2 separate regions of the Homo sapiens genome follow, and region 1 is linked to region 2. A link is an interaction called in ENCODE POLR2A ChIA-PET data of the cell type or tissue named here. Cell type or tissue: Panc1. All regions are shown on one strand.

Region 1 (5,000 bases), 110 kb before region 2:
CTGTCTCTATCTCTGTGACATTCTAAATATCAGTAAGAAGAGATCCATTTGCCAAAATGTTATTTTGGTAAGTCAGGGCCCACAGATGTAAACAGGGGGAAAGGCATCCGTAGCATTTCATTTGTAGGCTCTTCTTTAGCCCTGGCTCCTAGCCTAGAAAATTTAAGAGGTCTTTGAAAAGTAAGTTATGAGAAAATTAGAACCATGTTAACAGGGCAGAAAATCCGGGTGAAGGGTGCAGTGGGGCGTGGCCCTCATTGCCCAGTGGCGAACATCCTCAAGCCCCCTGCTAGAAAAGCAAGTCTGACTCTAGGTACCTCTGCAATCTTCCGCCTAAATAGTCTCCCTGAATTTTGCCCTGAAATGTCTTCTAAAGGCATTTCCTACATTTCCTGGTCATCTTGTCATGTTAGAAGCTACCCGTGGCTCTTCCATGTTGCTTCTCTTGTATAGGAAAGGTTGAAGGGTTCTTATTTTCTTAAACTTCTCCTACCCTGTTTTCTCAATAAGCAAAGCTGTTGTGCAAGGGTTGCAGAAAAAATTCTCTTCTCTCTGGTTGAGATAACTGAGACTTTGTGCTTTTGGTGGCTCTTCTCAGCTTTGTAAATTCCACTGGTGGAAACAAGACTTCACTTGTTGACCCAAGGCCCTGGAATTGCAAGCAGAGTATCAGTACCCAAGAATGCTAGGGCCCTGCTGAAGAGGCAAGCTGAGCAAACACTCTGTCATGACAACGTTATGCAAACACATTTAAAAGCTCTAGAGAGAACCCTTTTCAGGAGACATGGTTTTTATTCTTGTCTAGAAGTAAATTAAGACAGAATCTTTGTCATGAAACATTTGAAAGAAAACTCAGTACCTGCTGTCTTTGCGCTATATTTACATGGGTTGTCATGCCAGCTGTGAGACATTGTCTGCCTTGTCTTGGATTTGGAAGAACCAACAGGTAAGAAGCCAACATGGAGAAATTCAAGAAGGGGCAGGGTGGAAGGCTGAGGGACTGTAGTCCTGATATTTTTATTGCTGGGATGCTTCTGATGCCAAAATTGGGAAAAACCAAGTTGTAACTCAAGTCACTATGAGAGGTTGGGAGAGGAGTGCCCTTGGTCTGAAGCTCAAAGGCTTCTTTGCAGGAATATCAGACTTTCTGGTGTTTTGGTAGCCCTCGTGTTGCCCCTTGCAACTAGTCCATCATCCAGAAAGGATGTGTGTGCACAGCAGGTAGACCAAGAGTTAGTACTAAAAGGGAGCAGAAGTGTTTGTGATCTTTGAGTCTAAACCACTGATGTTAATGGAGACTCAAAGTGGATATGCCAGCATCTATGCGAAGGAACAAACCTCACTGGAGGTGTTCTATTAAAATTTACCAACAAATATCAATATATCTGAAAATATTTATTGAGCATCTATTATGTTTCTTACTTTGTGTAAGTCACTAGGGGCAATAAAAGTGCCGGACAGAGTCTTACCTTTAAGTATCCTATAGTCTACTTAAGTGGAGAACACCTCACAATATACACATAAAGATACTAACTATAAAAAGCTGAATAAGATATAAATAAGTGCCAAACAGGTGTTAGAGACAAGTGTCACATTGCTTTGCATGAGATAACTTGCATTGCTTGGATAGGTGGAGGGGGACGTTATGGAAGACATGGGGTGAGCTTTGCTTAGAAAGGTCAATTGTATTTGGATAGAATTAAAAGTGAACAAACTGAAGTCTCTTGTTTTCTTCCCTTAAATTGGCAAATGAAACCTTGAGTCTGTGCTTTCAGAATATCAATTCAGCAAGTAACACTGGGTATTAGGAACACTCTCTTTTTTTTTTATTTTAGCAGTTTTTAATGAAAGTTATATGTAAGATTTATTCCTGAATCCTCTCAATTGTTTTTTCCTTGCATTTGCCCTTCTCTTTTCCTACTTGGTGAGATGTGGCTTTCCGTTCAAAGATCTCTTTGCAGTCTTTGTCCAGCTTTAGCCTGGTGATAACCACCTTGCTGGGGTAGATACCCACGTGGATAGTTGAACATTAGCCTTTTCCTGCTGTACCCGTCCAATGTAGATGATGTATTTCTTCCTGTAAACCTGGACTACTTTTCCAGCTTGCTAACCTTTATGGTGTCCTCGCACAACCCGAACTACTTCATCCTTTTGGATGGGGTTGGATCAAACATTGTACCTCTGTCTCAGCTCTTTGGAATGAGGGGAAGACATCATCCTTCTGTGAATGTAGGGAAGGTGCACTGAAATTCCTTTTGTGGTTCTTGCTCTGGTCAGACGTCACAGAGGGATCGAACTTCATTTTGGCTACTTTGGCGATGGCTGCAAGAGGACAGAGATCTACTGAATTCCTGCTGCTCTGGGAACTCTCATGGCTCTTATACGGCATCTTGATGCTTTTGACATCAGAAAACTCTCAACCCTCCCTTCTGATGCCTCTGTCCCTGCTTTCTCTCCTCTCTAGCTCATTGCTGGTGCCGAGTCCCCGCAGCCTGCTTCTGGAAGCTCACCATCTGAGGAAGATCGATCCAAGTCAGCACCCACCTCCCCTTGTGACCAGGGTGAGACCCTCAGATTTGCTTCCTGACCTCTGAGTTCTGCCATTGGATGGACCAAGGAGCTCTGAGGCCTCTTTAACCAAGAGTGAGCTTGTTAGCTGAAATAGCTAGCAGCCCTGGTGGGTTTTCACACACCCGTTGCCTGTTGATTTAACAGTTCTTTCATTCTCCAAGACCTTCTTGAGGGCTGGGCACTCCATGGCCATATCTGCCTTAATTTCCTTCCAGGCCAGGGTAAGAGGAGAGCGAGTGTATGATGTTATGGTTATCTGTTTTCCCTTGCCTCTGTCCCTGGTTCCAAGTGTACTGCAGAGAGAAGGGTACAGCTCCCTCTCTTAAAGCTCTTGCCTGGCCCTAGACCTGTCAACACCACTCCCTTGAGTTGAGTTTGACACTCCCTCCCCCATCATCATACCCAAAACCTGAGATCAGCTTGAGTTTGGGGCTGGGTGAGGGAGGATGTCTTCTATCCTGGCCTTTGGGTGGGTGAGGATAGAAAGATGAAGCTAGAGGAGAGACTGAGAAAAGAAGTGGGAAGGAGGCCAGTCCTAGGCCTGTTTCCCCTCTACAGCTCCAGATATCTCCTTCTGTCCGACTGTGCTTCAGACAATAAGTTCTGCAGACATAATTTGCACAATAATAATTCTGCAGCCATCCGAGAATGATGAGGCTGAGGAGGGACTTACACTTGCAAAACCTCCTGCTCTCGTGACCATTATCAGATATGCCTGGTAAGGGACATATGCATCTGCAGAAGAGGAATAACCATCACAGCCTGACAATGGTGCCTTGGTTTTTCTATATCCCTTTTTGTATTCATTATCCTAATTTTATGCCCATACCCACTCTATGTTGGTGCTTCATTACTGTCCCCCAGGTTAGTGAGTGGGAAGTGGGAGGTCAGAGTGTGGAAAAGTTCTGTCCCAAGGTTTGGAGATAAGTCAGTGGTAAGGGCAAGACTGTACCCATGCTGGCTGAGGGACACACTCTCAGAAACCCTGCCATCAAACCTTCCTTGGAGGTCACCACCATGACCCAGACCTTCTTACCCAGGAGTAAATAAAAGAGCTTCGGGGGTCATGCACCAGCCCTGAGGCCACAGAATAATTGGTCTCAGTCCCTCTTCGTGCTACTCCAATTAACTTTCTGTGTCTTTATACTCTACCTCATTCCAAATGAGATTTGAAGCATTCATAAGTAGCCTGATGTACTCTGGGGCTGCAGAACTTGTAGCTATTTTCCCAGACCAGTTTGGGGGTTTTCACGTGTTCCTTTCTGAGGCTGAGATCCCCTTTGGGAGCTTCAGGGAGACAGGGTCATATAGAAAAGAGACCCCAGGTAAGAGTTCAGAGACCAGGGTTTGTAGGCCTGGCTCCTGCCCTGCATGCTCTCTGGCTCTGAGCTCTGCCATTGGATGGATACAGTGGCAGGATACAGCGGCCCCAGGGCCTCTGTTCATCCCACTTGACACAGACGCCAGGATTTCCCAGTAGTGATGTTAGCACAGATGTCCCTCTGAGCGACATTATTACAGAACAGAAATAAGACATAGTTTCTTTTTCTTCCCTTGTAAAGACACATAGAAAAACCTTTTCTTCAAGCTTTGCTGTCCCCAAACAACTATGTTTTGCCTTCCAAAATTCATTTAATAACTGAGGCTTTTAGCTCTATTGTGAGATTAAAAGTTATTTAGTCAAGCTAAGTGATAGGTGGATAACTGCTGAACTGGCAAGGGGAGTGTCTGCAGACTCAGCAGCTTTCCCCGTCTTCACCCTCCCCAACACGTCTCAGAGGAGCCAAACTCCAGATCTAGGAAAGATCTCCGGATTCCTTGAGTAAGCCCTTATGGGACTCTGTCCTTCTGAAAAGAAGCTGAAGATCTCTTTCTGTCACTCATGCCTAATTCTCATTCCCAAGGGTTAATAGGCTATGTTCCCCTTCCATAATCCAAGTTATTCACAAGCATCATTTAAAATCGGATTTTGCTCAAGATGCCCATTTCCACACAGAAGAGTGCGTGTCTTGATGAATGAGTTGCTAACAGTAAAGCTTCTTCAAATAGAAAAGGTCAGAGGATCATCCAGCATTATCTCCCCCAGGTAATTCAGGTCATAAGCTCTAGAGCGGGGCACAAGACTGTCTCGTAGTTGAGAAATTGTACTGAGAAATTCCCGCCCCATTGGAGATAAGTTTGCAACATGTCACTTGGGAAAGCAATTCTTTTGTTAATAATAAGCCCATTGCTCATTTTGTTAGATAACCTTGTGTAAGATGGGTATTTAGAAGAAACCCGGCAACAAGGCTGAGTAAAGGTTTTTAGAAGGTATGAAGGTTTCTACCTTCAGTGATCAGCCACCGTTCTGATGGCTCAGTTGTTGAAATAATTATATCACCAGTGATTACTGTGATGACAGTTCTTGATTCGTTGTTCTCATCTTCAGA
Region 2 (5,000 bases):
ATTCTAGAAGGTCCCAGGAACTCTTGTGCCATTGACCTGGGCTGGTGAGGACATACCAGGACAGTCCCATGAAGGTGTCCAACCTCTCCTGAGTGGCCCTCCACATGAATCAGGCTGCTATAGAATTGTTCCATCTGATGTTCCTGCTTGATCACAGTGTAGCGCAACCGTCAGTTCTAGGCACTGGCAGCTTCTCTTTGGATTAAGGTGGCAGGGAAGTAGTATTTCACAAGTATCAACTGTGCAAAGAACAGAGGTGCTAAGCTCAGCCTGTCACCTTGGCCTCTTGCCATCTGGTCTTCTGCATTTCCATAGGACAGACATTCTCAGGCATTGCTGTCCATCCTGCCAGGTCCCTGTGAAGCAGGGGGAGTGATTTTGCTATTGGCAGGAGTCTAAAAACCTAACATTTTTTTGTACAAAGAGAAGCACATCTCATAAAACCCAAATTCACAGTGAAAAATTTTCATTTAGTCTATCTTGCTCAGAGATTTGAGCCACCAAACACATGGCTGGAAAAATAAGCTGAGAGGGGTGTAAGGAACCCAGAAGCCCCATTTCTCTTCAAGCTCCTCAGCATTCTCCAGTGGGGAAGCCTTTATCATCTAATCTCATGCTGTGTATATACAACATGGTATCTGGCCATTGCTGCATGCAGCAGGCCAGATTTTGAAAAGATCTCTATGGGCATCAGTGCTTGCATCAAAGCTCCCAAGTTCTTTTTGTGTATTTGTCTAAATTATAAATCAGTGTTTTAGATGGAAGCAAGATTCAGAGGTATAATTAAGCCAGCTTGGAACCAGACACAGGCTGCTTTCCCCGTTTGTAATTAGCACCCCATCACAGAGGGTACCAGGTACCCCGGGGAACTCGGCTGAGAGAGAGTGACCCCACCCTTTGCCTTCTGTTTTCTCTTTGTATATGACTCTTCATCTTTGATTTTCTTTTTGATATAAGACATACAAATTTCCTTACTTTTAGATGCCTGTGTCAACCAAGGGCCTAAAGTTACAGAGGAAAGGACTTGCTTTATAATGTTACAGGGCAGGAGGATTGGGGTGAGGTTTCTCCATAAGGTGAATGATCATTTTCCCAGTGGCTTATGGGATTTTGGAGTGTGGGTACAGATGTAATGCTTGCTTAGTCTCGAAATGTTTCGTTTTTATTAGTCTTGTCTCCCCAACCAAATTGCTAGCTAGCCCTTGGAGATCAGAGACCATGACCTCACCTTCTCTTGGATCCTCCAAGGTACCCAGCTTAGGGCTGTGTCCAAGGGAAGCCAACTTCAGAGAGATGACCACACTCCTCTATGTTGGAGAATGTCACGTGAGAGTTGCTTTCTAGAACTTCCCAGGAAACAGTGTGCACAGATGGGCATGAGCTGCCTTGACACTGCAATATACAGGATTCTAAAGTAAACATCCCTGTGACCAGTAATAAGCAATTTGGTAACTGTGACCTGGTTGCTTTCATCCTAGTTTCAAATAATTAGATGATTAAGAAAAATGTGAAAGGAGATTGGAGAAACTGCTGAGGTCACTGTTGACACTTTGAATCAATGAGGAAATCAGAAGGCTGGGTTACCGTGAGTATGTGCTCCCCACCTCTACTGTCCGCCCTTAACTGAAATCAAGTGGGTCCTTGGATTGATGGGATTTGGTCTGTGTAGCCTTCATTTGCTTGTTAGCCAAGTTCATGGTTTATACATCTGTCCCCACCCTCCTCTGTGGCTGGCCAGAGACGCTAATTCAGTCATCACACATGGTGCTGTTCCTGAGAAGGATGCCTGTTCGGAGAAAAAAAAAGCCCCTTGAAGGTCTGGCTAGAGAAATAGGAGGAGTAAAAGCATCCTATACTGAAATGAGGGAAAGGAGAAAGAGTAGCACTGAGAGTGTACTGCAGCGGTTAGGTCTGGGAGGGGAAAAAAAACCGGAGAGCAGGCATTTCACTTGGAGAATCTAAAGAATTGCAGGGTGGTTTCTCTTGCTATTGTTTGAAGGGAAGCCAGCAGTCAAGAAAATTATTGGTCAAATTTCACAGAAGAAGGAACATGACACAGAGGATTTTAGTTTTAATAGCTCAGAATCAAATCTGATGTTTCAAGGAAAGTGAAGAGAACAATTGACTATCAAAAGTACTGGAGAATCTGCCACTGAGCTCTTCCCAAAAGCAAGTGAGGGCACCAGAGGGGTGGGAGTTTCTGTCCTTTGCCATAAGGAAATAGACTGACTTTTTTAAACCAACATACCAGAGTTTACACATTCAAATGAGTATTGTCCTCTCCTTTAACTGTCCTTTTGGGAGACTTCATTCTCAGGGCAAAAATACTGCTTTTACATTGAATACATCTACATGCCTCTCTAGGTTTTTATTTGACTACATAGTCTCTTTTGTGGCTAATAATCCTGCTTTGGGAGTAGATCTGATTTCTGAAAATCATTTTGTATCCAAAATAATGTAAGCCTGTAAAGGAAAAACCTGATTTTTCTGAGTTGGCTTTGAAATGATGGATTCTGAAATTAATTCTACATGAGGTCCAGAAATCACATGGGCAGAGATTTCCGGGCTCCCCATGGTACCTTCTGGGGAGCCAGAAGTTCAGCCAAGCTGGGTGATTACTCACCTTTGAGTCAGACACTCCTGGGATGGGATCCTCCCTTCACATGTGGGTCCTAAGCCAGTTCTTTTTACCTTCTGATCCTCAATTTTCTCACTTAAAAGCTGGGATAGTAATAGTATCTACCTCACGGGATTACTGTGAATATTAAATGAGGTGATACTTGGGAAAACACATAGGAAGGGCTTAGTAATTGCTTATTATTATTACTGATCCCTTACATTGCCATAATGTGGAGCCAGGTACATAGTAGGTAATCACTGAATCTTTGTCAACTAGTTGCAGGGTTGTTGCTAAGGATGTCAGGTTTTGACTTGAAAGTACACCTGTATTTAAAGAGTGGGGTCATCTGAGGTAACTCCAAGACTAGAAAAACATTTCTAATCCTCAATCCTGTAAAACACTTCAAAATGGCATTTGTTCACCTCTAAGATCTACCCTAGCTCTAATAGTCCATGAAATCATGATGCTGAATTACATAAAACAAGGGGATTAATGTGAACAATAAGAAAAAATGTTGACCAATAGCATGGATAATTGAAGAATAAATGGTCAGAACCAGGCAACTCTAGAGGAAAAGCTTAGAGGACAGTTTCGTGGAATTATCAACTGGAGAGACTCCTTTGAGGTTGTTTAGAATGACGACATCATTGTTTAACTTGAGCATGGGAACCATCACCAGGAGGAAACCTACCTGAAATTCTACACTCAGAAGAGTTGGCACTTGGGTAGCTGTGGGACACGGTGGAGAAAGAAACTACCCAAAGTTGGCCAAAGAGCTTGTCACTGTTCTACAATGATCTCAAATTGGTAAAGGAGGTTTTCACAGCTTTTCCAAAGGTTTGAAAAAGAAAATAGCTACTGGTGGCTGTGAAAACACTGCATTGGCTGCAAAAATCAGTGTGATCTGGTATCAGAAGCAAGGTGTTAAATATTATCCAAAAAATGCAGACACAATATACTCTTCATGGAAAGCCTTGGACTAACAAAAGAGAAAAATGGAGATGAGACTATTATATGATAATCACTGCCTAACAACTGGCTTCAATAAGGAGGCTCCCCATGCTGTTGTAACCACAGAATACAGAGCATGAAGAAATGGACTTAAGTTACAGCCAAAGAGATGGAGGATGAGACCTAAGGAAAAAGACTTTCTTACCCTTCTTGAAGATAAAGCATAAGAATGAAGATCCCTAGAGATGGATGGGAGTCGCTGTGGAATCTGGCAGTTTGGGCGTTGACCTGTCCGATAGCAAACCCAGAGCAATGGCCCCAGGGAGTCTGGGAGCCTCCAAGAAAGCAGAGACTTCACCCAAGAGTCTCATTCGAACAACCTGACTGAATCTCAGCCTGCAACAGATGGAGCAAAAGTTCCATCTTAGGATGCTGGAGACTAAATGGGTTAGAAGTAGAGGGGGAAGTGCACGAACTCGGCTCCAGGAGGAAGAGAGCAAATGGCCCATGGAAGTTTTCCTATCTCTGGCTCCTTGGAACCATGGAGTCAACACGATAAAATTAGCAGAGCTAAGTAGGCAGATTTGTGGGGTTGGAGGCATAATTGGTCCTGTTTTTCTCTAGTCTTGACCTAACTGAAGTTCACTGGGTATGTAATGGAAAAAAAACAACCAGCTTGATATAAAAATACAGGAAATGCCTGCAATCACTGCTGATTACAGTAGCAGCTTTCCTTCTGTTATTTTTGTGAAAGAGAAAAAAAAAGGGGGGGTTATTAGGGTGTTTTTTTTTCCCTTTCCTAAACTTTGGAAACAACTTGGGCTATTAGTTCTTTTTAGGGCATTCTTTACTCTAGCTAAATGATGTCACTTAATCTTTATAAATAAAGTGGGTGGGGGGAGACATTCAAATTCTTATCATAAATAAAATTCCTGAGTATAAAATACATACAAATGGTTCTAAATATGGTTTATTGGCCCTAAGGGCTTGTGTTTTCCGAATTCCCCTAATTTCTAATCTTTCTAGGCTGAACAGGATAAATTGAGTTTTTAGTGTAGTGCCTCATTTTGCAGTATGGTTTGCATTAGTGCTAGGAGAGGAACATTGTTTCCAGCAATTTATCTCCCAGAAACCATCTCTGCTTAGCAAGTGAAGAAATATTTGCAAAGAGACTCTTTCAACTAGTGATTGAGAAACACGCATTGTTCCGGCAGCAGAGAGACAGTACGTAGATTCTCACTAAAATGGAGCTTGTGAGGAACACTCCACCCAGTGTGTTAGTATCACTACTTATATCTTAATTTTGGCTTCAGGATTCTCAACTCCCGTTGCTAGAATTTAGATAGAACTGTTGAAGTCTGTAATGATAATGTGTCTTTTAAAATGTCACCTTGGAATTTGTTGGATTCTCCTGGCTTTTAGTTGGCGG

The links. Peaks named below come from ENCODE experiments on the same cell type or tissue, not always from the same donor. Only the 100,000 strongest peaks of a DNase experiment are listed, where the experiment ranks them.
Region 1: POLR2A ChIA-PET joins it to region 2 with 5 read pairs; 2 of 35 experiments call an interaction of 5 or more read pairs at or near these places.

The regions. Positions count from the first base shown.
Region 1 is chr2:46,002,078-46,007,077 of GRCh38, forward strand. It overlaps PRKCE (protein kinase C epsilon), which reads left to right. Exons shown (of 15, transcript NM_005400.3): 8 at 2,465-2,561. It also overlaps the pseudogene RPL26P15. Among named protein-coding and RNA genes, the nearest start is that of EPAS1, 290 kb to the right of the region's middle. In Panc1, no CTCF peak of the experiment used is centred here; no DNase peak of the experiment used is centred here.
Region 2 is chr2:46,114,953-46,119,952 of GRCh38, forward strand. All of the region lies in intron 11 of PRKCE (protein kinase C epsilon), which reads left to right. Among named protein-coding and RNA genes, the nearest start is that of EPAS1, 180 kb to the right of the region's middle. RefSeq lists an enhancer at 1,986-3,185. In Panc1, no CTCF peak of the experiment used is centred here; a DNase peak (open chromatin) is centred at 2,586.